Regions from separate parts of the Mus musculus genome. Here region 1 is linked to region 2. A link is a loop called in an ENCODE intact Hi-C map of the cell type or tissue named here. Cell type or tissue: left cerebral cortex. All regions are shown on one strand. Each heading gives the region's core, and the rest is flanking DNA. Links, peaks and the distances in the headings are about the cores only.

Region 1 (5,381 bases), core at 266-5,265, 600 kb after region 2:
TGTTGGAAAGAGTTAATAGTTAATGGACATTGACTCAGCGTTAGAGTAGCCGTTCTTCCTCTGGGGGAGGAGCAGGAGAACACTGGGCTTGCTCAAGAAGAACAAAGTGATTTCACAAGTTGCCATTCCCCTGCCCTCCTCTAACTCTGCACAGCTTGCCACAGCAGGCATCACTAATACATGGACCAGAGTCCTCAGCTCCCGATTCTAGATACCTCTTAACAGCACTCTTGCGGTCTTGGTCTTCCGTGCAGCACAGCAGACCATAGTTTGTGCTCTGCATGCTTGGTGATGTTTAGCACATCTGTCATCTCCCCCACCTCGATCTATTTTATGTAATTGACTTATACCAACTTTTTTTCGTTTGCATTAAGATCGGGCCCTTTTGTGAGAGCAGTGTCCATAAAGTAGTAGGTTTAATTTAGCGACTGTATGATTCTGAACACTGGTTCTAGGGAAGCACACGTAATGATGTAATGTGTGGTGGTCTAGGAACCCCTCAAGGTAATGTTGGCAGGTTTTCTAAACTTGCTGTGTGGTGGGCATGGCAGCAGAACATAGCTTTGGAGATTGAAGGGTCTTGGCTGGACCCCTGGAAGACTCTGCACCGGCTTTCCGTCCTCGGGTAACTGATGTGTAATCTCTTTGAATTCCATAAAATGGAAGTATCAGGACTTTCTTTGCAGTACCATTTTTTAATTATTATGATTAATTCTTTGAAATGTTGCAGAATACACTTTGGTTATATGTATTCCTTTTTCTCCCCTATCTTCCCACCTCACTTTGTGTCTTGAAAAAACAAAAAACAAAAACAAACAAAAAATCCTGAAACCAATTTGTGTTGCCCAAATACTCTTAAGTGTGGGCCATCTGATGGAATGTGGTTGATTTACCAAGGACCCCCGTACTTAAATACCTTCTTCTTGCCAGTGGGCTAGGGGAGGGACCTCATGACCACCTCCCACCTCCATACTGGTTATGGCTTAATTATGACTTAGTTCTGCACAGGTCTCGTGCATGATGTCACAACATAGTTGTAACCTACCACCTCTGGCTCTTAGAATCTTTCCATCCCCTTTCTTCAATGGGCCCTGAGCCTTGGGAGGAAAGGGTGTGATGTGGATATCTCATTTAGGGCTACACACTTCCCAGTCTCCTATTCTCTATGTTGACCAGTTGTGTACCTCCTTTAGCCACCATCCACTGGGGGGGGGGGGGGGATGCAGACTCACAGGATTCTAACTCAGTATTGCTTCTCCACTGGAGACAATCTCAACTTTGAGAAAGTACACATAATTTCCCTAGAAAGACAAGCATATTAATGGAATATCGTGAGCAATCTTGAAGGTCAAAGTTAATGTACTGTAATAATACAGACACAGCACCTAGCAGCTTTTGGGCATAGTAGATGCTTAATAAATGGCCACTAGTGGAGATCTCTGCATGTTGATAAGATTGGGGCTGGTATCATCACTTGTAAGCCTGTCTGAAAGTCCCTTCCCTTCCCCTTGCACCCCAGCTGGACCCTGTCTGTCCTGATGCCTGTAAACATTGCTGAGAAACTGCAAATGATGTTCTTTGAGGGTAGATTTTTCTACCCCCCACTAGCCAGAGAGAGCCTTCCAGAATTTCTCCTCCACTGTTTCTCAGAGGGATATAGTGTTATTGTCAGGGAATTGTGTTCAGTAACAGGATTCCTTCATAATTAGGGAACATGTTCATTTTGGTGATACTATTTCCCCAGGGACTCTGGGTATCTTAATTGCATGAATGGGTTTTCTTTCCTGTTTTGTGTCTGCTATTATTTCTCATGTTTTTCTTCTTATAGGGGATGGGATAAATGAAGCACACCTATGAGCAAGGTCTCTGATTTAAGGACCAGAGCATAAAACACACAGCACTTCACCATCCCCGGTGACCAGCAGATTGCCCGGGAGGCTCCATCTCGGTTTCTCCCTAGACAGACTAACACACTTATTCCATCAGTTGATTTTGTTGATTCTAAGCCACACAAGGCACTAGAAAAGCTGTATTTTGTGGTCATCCCAGTTTGCCTATGAAAAGCAGATGACACAGTTGTATGGCACTGACTTCTCTCACGAGGGTTAGTTTGAAAGCCGTCTGTGTTTATTTACTTTAAGGGAGAAAGTGGTGAAGGAAACAGCAAGCTGGGTGTGTTGTGAAGGCTTCAGGCTCTGTGCAGCTCCTTCCTGTGACTTCCTCGGGACAGAGAAGGGAAGACACTGGCCCGCCATCGTAGGTGGCTTGCTCCCTACACTGAATGGACTCTCCCTTACTTCTTTCTCCCAAGCTTCCCCCCCCCCCCCAATCCACTCTTTGGGTCCAGACCAGTTGTCCTCAGGATGGGAGAAAAATATTGGGGCCTCGCTGACAGCCCTGGGGACAGATCTGGGTCCTAAGCAGATGGTTTCTGCCAGGGGAGGGGAGGGAAATTCCTGATACAAAAACAAGATAACTGAGAGAGAAAGAGAGAGAGAGGCAAGAGCCAAAATCATGCCCGGAATGTAGGGAATTCACAGGGATGAGAAAGAAGATGCAAACAATGTACAGAGTGTGAGGGGGCCGGCTCCCATCTCCACCTCTGCTTTATTCTCTCCGAACAAGCAACCTGTCTCTTCCAAATGGACAGTGGCAAGCCCTCAGGCACTCCTGGCCACCTTATTTCTGACTGGCCGTGAACTTACGGGATCATGCTGCCTGTGTGTGAGAACATGTGTACGCGGTGCAATTAAAAAGGAAGTCAGAAGACGGAACAAATCAATGGCTACCGATTCATAATAAGTTCCTTTCTATATATTTATTTATTTTCCTTTTAGCCACTAAAGGAGCAACAGCAAACTTGCAGCGAGCAGTTGTTGCCAGAGGGTGAATCATGGCTATATTGATTTGATTATGTAAAAGCTCAGAGGAACCTCAAGCCAGATACAGAAATATCTCATAGCCCTGAACCCTACGGGACACACACTAGTAAAAAAGCAATCTTTATATTGTTCCTGATAAAAGCATCATTAGTTTCCTCATAGTGAAACCATTTCTCTGCTGATACAGTATATGGTTTTCTTTTCCTCTAGAATCCACTCAGACATAATTAACACTCAGTTACTAGACTTGAGGCTCCCAGGAGTGCCCTGCTAAAGTTAGGGAGGGGTTAAGAGTTAGAGATGGTCAGGAAGAAAGACTGAGACAGGGTGGTAACAGAGGGAGAAAGGAAGGGGCTGAGAGGAGATGAGGGAGGAGAAAGAGGGAGGTCGAGGCAGGTGGGGGGAAAGTATGGAATTTCCCCTTTTCTGTGGTTTTGAGCATCCCCCTGCCTGGCTTGCACAGCTGTAAGCGCCGGCGCGGTGGCGCCCTCTGCTGGGCGAGTTTATCCTCCCAGCTTTGGAGCCCCACAGCCGGGAAAGCCCCATTCTGCACAACACTCTTCCATACTTAGGTGCTTTGCTTCCTTAAGAATAACACTTCAGACATCACCTTCCAGGGAGGCGTCTTGAATGGTGCCTCTGCAGACAGACAAAAGCTGACGACACATGCGCTGTCTGCTACAGCTGCAGGAGCAGCAGCAAAGCTCCATTGCCTTTAAAGATGGGGGTAAAACGCCTGACTGAAGCATTCCTGGAAATAACAGGGTGGAGTTTGCTGGGTCCAGACATTTTAAGGGTTGAGGAAATGGAAGTTGGGAGCAACAAAGACTCCTGCTTTTAGGGCTTCAGGTCCTGCCTAAGGGACGTCTTGGCCACCTGTGGCCTAGAGAACCCACATAGCAGAGAACTCTGATCTCAGCCTGGGCTTCAGTTTTGTCAAGAGAATAGAAACGCCCAGCGTGCTGACCAGCCTGTGCACTGCTAAACAAATAATGACCCTCTCTGAAAAGGAAAATTGTTGATTTAAAAGTCTTAGATTGGAGGGTTTGAATGTACACAGCAGGAAGAAACCAGGTCCCACTGGAAGTTTACGCTAGCATCCTCTGTTTATGTTAGAAAGCCTATGGCAATACACACATATACACAGTGGCCACGAAAGCATAAATAAACAAAGGAACACTTTTCACACATAGGGACACAACCAGAACCACATGGTTACAAACTTTCAAACTCCAGCATGTCTTAACACAATCTCAGAGCGGTGGCAGCTTGCTCCTTAGCCCTGTCCTCAAGTCTTTTCCTCTGTTTAAACAAAGCTGGTGCATGAGGGTGGGAGTGGGGGAGCATGAAGTGGAAAATCCCCAGATTATCTAGGACCCCACTGTTCAACACTGGGGGCTCAGCCCGATGCCGCTTCCCAGACAGCAGAGTCCCCGTGCTCTCGGAGACACCTGTCTGTTGAAGACTTTACCCAGATCACAGGGGATTAAAGAGAGGAAAAAAAAAACTTCTCAGAGAACTTAAGATGCACACCACAGAAGACTGGTGAGCTTAGTGGCCAGTAGGATATGGGTTCTGAGTCACCTCAACGCATTTGGTAGTAGTGTGCCTTCATCTCACCGTCTGCAAACAAACGATAATGGCAGAAGTCCCTGCCTTACAGCCCTTACACTCATAAAGTGGGCAGATGGTTCAGATTCCTTCAGAGTGGTATTCGGCATATGGTAACCACCACGTGAAGAGTTTTGTCAAGTAAACATACACAGTTCTCACTAATAATCCTGAGACCCTCTTCTATAGCCCCATGAGGTAAGAAGAGACAGTGAGACCCGGTCCCTCCTCTTGGAGTCTTAGGAGTCTCTTCCCGTCTCTCGGTAGCAACGGTTTATTGGATGCTATACTAATATGATACTTGACCTTTGGAAAATCAGCTTGGATAGCAGGCTTCACCTGCAAAGCCCTTACACAATTTCAAAGATCTTATTTAGTATACATTATTTTTTAAAGTCAAATAGAGGAAAAGTTTTATTCTCATTTGAGAGAGCAATTTGAACCTATTTATTTTTACTTCCTTTTTTAAAAAAGAAAAAATGTCAAACTCTTAATCAGTATTAGATTGTGTGGTAGTCTGAATAGGTTTGGCTCCCATAGATTCGTGTGTTTAATTATGCTTGGCCACAGGCAATGGCACTATTAAGAGGTGTGGCCTCGTTGGACCGAAGTGTGTCACTGCTGAGATGGGCTTTGAGACTTCCTCAGCTCAGGCTCTGTCCAGAGCTAATGATGACAGTCTCCTTGCATCTGCCTTCAGATCATGATGTAGAATTTTCATCTCCATTGCCTTTGAAGTTCTGGGTAAACCAGCTGACTGAAGCACTCCTGGAAGCAACAAGGTGGAGTTTGCTGGGTCCAGACATTTTAAGGGTTGAAGAAACAGAAGTTTGGAATGGCAAAGACTCCTGCTTTTAGGGCTTCACGGTTCCTGCCTAAGGGACATCC
Region 2 (5,381 bases), core at 84-5,083:
TCTTTTCAAAAATCTGCCTGATTTAGACAAGAAAGAAAAGTACTTTCATGTTGCAGCCGCAGTCCCCTGCTAACTTGTCAGCAGCAGGATATGATTCACTTGGGCCCAGAAGAATGGAACAGAGAGGCGGGTTAGACGGTTCAATAAAGCCCACGGACAGGTAGTGTGTGACGTCCCCAGAGAGCTGCAGTTAATGAAGAACAGGTCTGCTTAGTTCTCCACGCGCTGACCTGGTGCTGTCCCCACAGTTTTCTCATTTGATCTTTCCCAGCAAATTGATCTTTTCTTGTATTTTTTTGCCTTCCAAGTTAGTCCTTGAGGGACTGAAATTAGCAGAGCAACTTAAGTTGGATAATACAGCTGTTCAGAAAAGAAGAAATTGGACACTGGCAAAAAAAAAAAAAAAAAAAAAAGAGGGGGGGGGGTTGGGGGTGGGAGAGGAGAGAGAGCTAGTCTTTTTGTTGTTCCTGGGAATATTTCCTAGATTAAGGGAGTCCAAAGTAGGTGATGACTCGAAGCTAACGGTTTCCCTTACTTTAAATTTAGAGTTAAGCCTCAGGGCTATTTTAAATATTCTGTAAATGTTTGAAAGATGGCTTTAGCAAGGATGAAGAGTTTGATTTAGCAATGCTCATATTCACTTGTTTGGCGTGATCTGCCAGTGTAATAGTGGCTTTTATGGCTGTTGTAAGATGAACAAAACATCAATGGCACACTTCAACTATGTTATTTATAGTCATCTAAATAAGTACAATTCCCAAATATTCAATACTGAATTGCTGAAAAGATTAAACAATAAAAAAGTCATTAACAGCATTGTGTATAAATATTATGGTGCATGAAGATTTTTTTTTATGAATCAGTATCTTTGTTTTACATAAATTCCACAGATGCACTGTTCATAGGGTGGGCTAGTCTCTCCTCTGAGGTTTTTCTTTTTAAATTTAAAGGTACACTTTTAAAATTGAGACCAGGTTACACGTTGGATTTCTTTGAAGGGTTCACATGTTGGTTTTTGAGATTAAAATTCATTTTGTACAAGGTGAGTAAATCTCAGTTGAGAAAGCATGCACAGTTGATACTGGCTACAGTTTCACTATAGAGGTCTTGTACAGAAAGCTTAGGTTGGGAGCGATTAATAGTCTTAACTTGATGAATGTATAAAGGAGTGGTGTTTTCTGAATTCCTCTGCAGATGGTCTCATTTAACATCTGCATCCTGACAAGAAACAGAGTTTAAAACGGCAGTTCTCCTGCAACATCTCTTCTTGGTCAGGAGTTACATAGTATAGCTGGTTAGTAAGCTCTCTAAAGAGCTAGAGGGAGCCTCATGATTTTATTAGATATACTTAAGGTTTAAAAAAAAAAGAACTCTGGCAGTCAGAATGTTGCACAATAACTGGCTTAGAGTTTAGGCTTGGAGGTGACACCACACCACACACCACACACACACACACACACCAGTGGTGATAGCAACAGAATTTCTTTTGAGAAAGTTAAGGAGTCAGCTAAGCTTTCTAGGACTCTACCTTGTAGGTGATTTGAATGAGGTAAAGTGCAACCAAATATTCTAAGTGTTTGAATATGTGTAACCACTGGGTCACTTTGTCAACAGAAGGAGTTGTTCTCATGTTGGCAGGCCCACCTTCAAACACCATCAAGAGCACCTTCCTAGGCAGCCACAGAGGAGAAGGCTACCCTCCTTAGGTCACTAAGACAGCTACTTGTCTCCAGAGATGATGATGTGAAGTAGTTCTGCCTACAACTCCAGGTTCTGGAGAAAACATCCCTGCAAAAGAAGGGGGCTTTGTGTTGTCACCATAAACAGCAGATCATTTTAAAACTTGGCATATTATTAATCAGTAAATAAGCTACATTTAAACGGCAGAGTTGAATGTTTTCCTATTTACTCTTTGGCATTTGTTAATCAGTCCAACCAGTACCATTTGTGATATGTTTATATTAAATAACCAGCGATAGTGATTGATTTTCATTATTCATATGCTACTTTTTAGGGGCATTATTTTGACATTTATTTACCGTTTAAGTAAATCTTATATCCAGGGAGATAAACTGCTCAGATTTGTCTTCTTGCACAGTAGCTCTCATTATGTTGCTAGCCAATAAAAGTCTTTATTTGCTGCTTATTAGAGCCCTCAGTACACTCAAAAGTTCAGCTATAATTTAATTTGGGTGTTCAAAGAGCCTCCCTTGTTTTAAAACACGTTCTCAGTATGTATTCCTTTATCATTTGTTGTGAGCCTATATTCTAACTCATGAATATGCATAAGAGCAGTAGTACAGACATGCCATTTTAAAAGTTTTTGCCATAACAGAAGTGTACCATTTTAAAAAAAAAATTATGTATATAACAATGTAAATTCTGTCCTTTCTACTGCAATTTCCTAGGCATTCTGGAGCATTTTCACTTTTCCCGTAGTCATTTAAATTGTTTAGGATTTGTTCCCCAAGGCATACAACCTTGAAGGTGTGGTGAGACAGGGGAAAGCTAAGTTTTGCAGTCAAGAGTTCTGGTTAAAGTGCTTTCACTGTCATAGCCCCTTGAAATTATGATGGGTTTGTTTTGTAATTTACAAATTGCCAGAATGGTAAGTTCTTCATAGCAACTGCTGGGCAGTTTTACAGAGTCCAAGATACTGGCGGGTTTCAGTTGAAGTGTAACTGATTACACAAGCTGAGGACCAGAGCTCCAGTATCCGGGATCCTTCCACGGGGAAGGCAGGCTGTGGAACTGCTAAGTGAGTCACTGCATGTGTGTCTCACCAGTGGGAATCACATCCAGCCTTGTCTTCTACAGACAGGATTTAAGACTTATCAAAATGTACAGTATTGTCTTCGAGCTGGGGGTTCATGAGTTCGCTGTCCCAGCTCTTTTGTGTGTTTAGAACAAAGATGTAACAGCCCACACAAAAACATTTTTTCTCTTATTATGACCTTAAACATTTGCCAAAAGTGCCCCATACTGAAATTCCTTTTTAGTATCTTTTTCCCCCCTTAGTCCAAAGCCAGACGTGTACCCAGACACAAAGCCTCTGTGTACAGCAAGCTGTTTTAAATATTGTGACTCGGCACTGTGCTGTCCTTTCTCTGCTTGAGCCAAGGATCTCTGCTCAGTGTCTGTGGATTACCAAGCTCCTTCTTTATTGTATGTCTTGTCAGCTATTCCTATTCATTTAACCTTTCATTAGTGTCTGTGCAGCTTCACTGTCTGCAAAGGCAAGGAGAACCCGAAAGGCCCCACTGTCACAGTTATTAGATTTCTTCGTTACATCCCAGCAACCACAAAGAAGTAAGAGTGGAGACTATTGTCGTGCGTGCTGCTGTCCTGGGGTGCAGCTCTTCTGTGCATGTCAAGGACATGTGCCACATGTTGATATGCGTCCCAGGAATAAATGCGCAACATGGGGGATAGGCTGACAGAGGCAGTAATGAGCTTTGTAGGAGTTATTTCGAAGACTAACAGTTAGTGAAGGAATTTTGCTTAACCGGCCAAGGAGATAGACGGAGTTGAGAGTTGCCAAGATCTGCCTGTGCGGAGCTTGTCAGTCACATTGTTTTCATCTAAACCTCATTTGAGGGGAAAATTGAATACCTTTGACAGGAATGAAAGTCGTCTTTACTCCTTTAATCTTGGAGGGAGGGGGAAAATGTTATTTCTGATGACTATTATGGTGCATTATAACTAATTTTGTATCAACTATGATATGTGAATGATTATGTTACTGTGTCTCTTAATTTTTACACACTGCAAAATCATGAAACAATATTTTAATAGGCATGTGTATGTTTTATAAATCTATTTTTAAAAATGGAGCACATGAATCTCCTTGTACTCCTGCTTTGCTGTGGCTCTTCATGTCACAGTGTGGCTATCACCTGGTTTTTATACATGTGTTTTCATGGTTGCTGAAATGTGGAGAAGAGGAATGGTTACGGGTCATTTTCACATAATAATAAAGACAAATAGTTGGAGATTTAGAATGGAAAGGGTTTCATTTTTAAGCATCATAATGAACTCTCAGAGCTGGGAAGGGAGCTTAGTTGGTAGAGCGCCTCCCATGGTAGCATGAAGACTTGACCTGACTCCACAGCATGTACAAAGGGCCCAACATGGTGCCCTGCACTGCTGCTCTCCGTGCTGGGAAGGCAGTGACAGGCAGGTCCCTGAGGTTCACTGGTCACCCAGCATAGCCTCATTGGTGAGTTCCAGGCCAGTGAGAAGAAAGCAGGGAACAACAATGAATGTCATTGGTTCTGGTGTCGAATCTTTACCCGCTCAGTGTTTGGAGATGTCTATCTTGGAAAGCAGTTGTTAAAGGGAGCATACAATGTAACAGATTCCATAAAGGCTTTTCAGTGTATACAGTTCTTTCTACAGGCAGTTATGGCACTGCCTGTTCACCCCTATTAGCCAAACAACCAGTTTGGTAATCTCTAAGGCTGTCTCCCCGCAAGTGCTTGATGATAGAAATGATAGTGGTTTACTTGTAGTTTTAACTACTTTATTGTGAGATGCCTCACATACCATGTAATCATCATTTAAATTGTACATTAATAATTATAGGATACACAGTTTCTTTTACCTTCATCAATTTATGGATTTTTAAAAAATTATTATGGGTAATGCTGCTGAGAACTTTCCTTGGGAGAAGGTCAGATGTTTTATAACCCTTGGGTGCACACCAATAAGAAGAATTGTTGGATCATGTGGCCTTCTTTGTTTTCCATTTCAGTTGTCTTCAAACAAACAAACCAAAACCAAAAACCAAAAACCAAAAAAAAAAAAAAAAAAAAAAAACCTCTTGTGGTCTTAAAAAATACCACGTGTGGTAAAAGTTAGGTCTATATGTCCCGTGGTACCTGTTGCTTCTCTCTTTTACCAAGTAGGTTTCAGGGGTTGAAGTCAGGTTTTCAAGCTTGGCGGCAAACACCTTTACCTGCTGAGGCATTCGTTTGCCCTAGGTTGCCGTTTTATAGTTGAGGTCTAAAAGCTGTTGATACAGTCTGGTTACAGTCCTCAATCTGATTCAAGGTTTGCAAACGCTTGCCCCCATTCAATGAGCTGTCTTTTTACTTTTTTGATGTCCTTTGAAACAATTAAAAAAGGTTTTTTTTTTTGAAAGGAGTTTAAGAATATTTTTTTTTCCAACCAAGATTTTATTGCATGTTAAATGGTAACAACTCAATTCAAGAGCAACAGTGACCCTCAGAAAAGTTCCTCGCACTGTCATCTATCAGGGTAGGATGAGACCTTTTAAATTTTGATGAAGTCCAATGTACATAATATTTTCCTTGTTCTCACTTTTGGTATGTTGTCAAAAATAAAACTAACCGACCAGACAAGCAAACACCAAACCCCAG

The links. A loop is a pair of places that touch in the nucleus more often than their neighbours do. Peaks named below come from ENCODE experiments on the same cell type or tissue, not always from the same donor. Only the 100,000 strongest peaks of a DNase experiment are listed, where the experiment ranks them.
Region 1: it touches region 2 in a loop (2.1-fold over the local background); 4 of 42 quality-filtered maps call a loop at or near these places.

What each region holds. Positions count from the first base shown.
Region 1 is chr4:84,062,818-84,068,198 of GRCm38, reverse strand. No RefSeq gene overlaps it. Among named protein-coding and RNA genes, the nearest start is that of Gm33410, 7.0 kb to the left of the region's middle. In left cerebral cortex, for the core only: a CTCF peak has its summit at 3,373 (motif pointing left); a DNase peak (open chromatin) is centred at 3,390.
Region 2 is chr4:84,667,179-84,672,559 of GRCm38, reverse strand. All of the region lies in intron 1 of Bnc2 (basonuclin 2), which reads left to right. Among named protein-coding and RNA genes, the nearest start is that of Bnc2, 5.5 kb to the left of the region's middle. In left cerebral cortex, for the core only: no CTCF peak of the experiment used is centred there; a DNase peak (open chromatin) is centred at 2,733.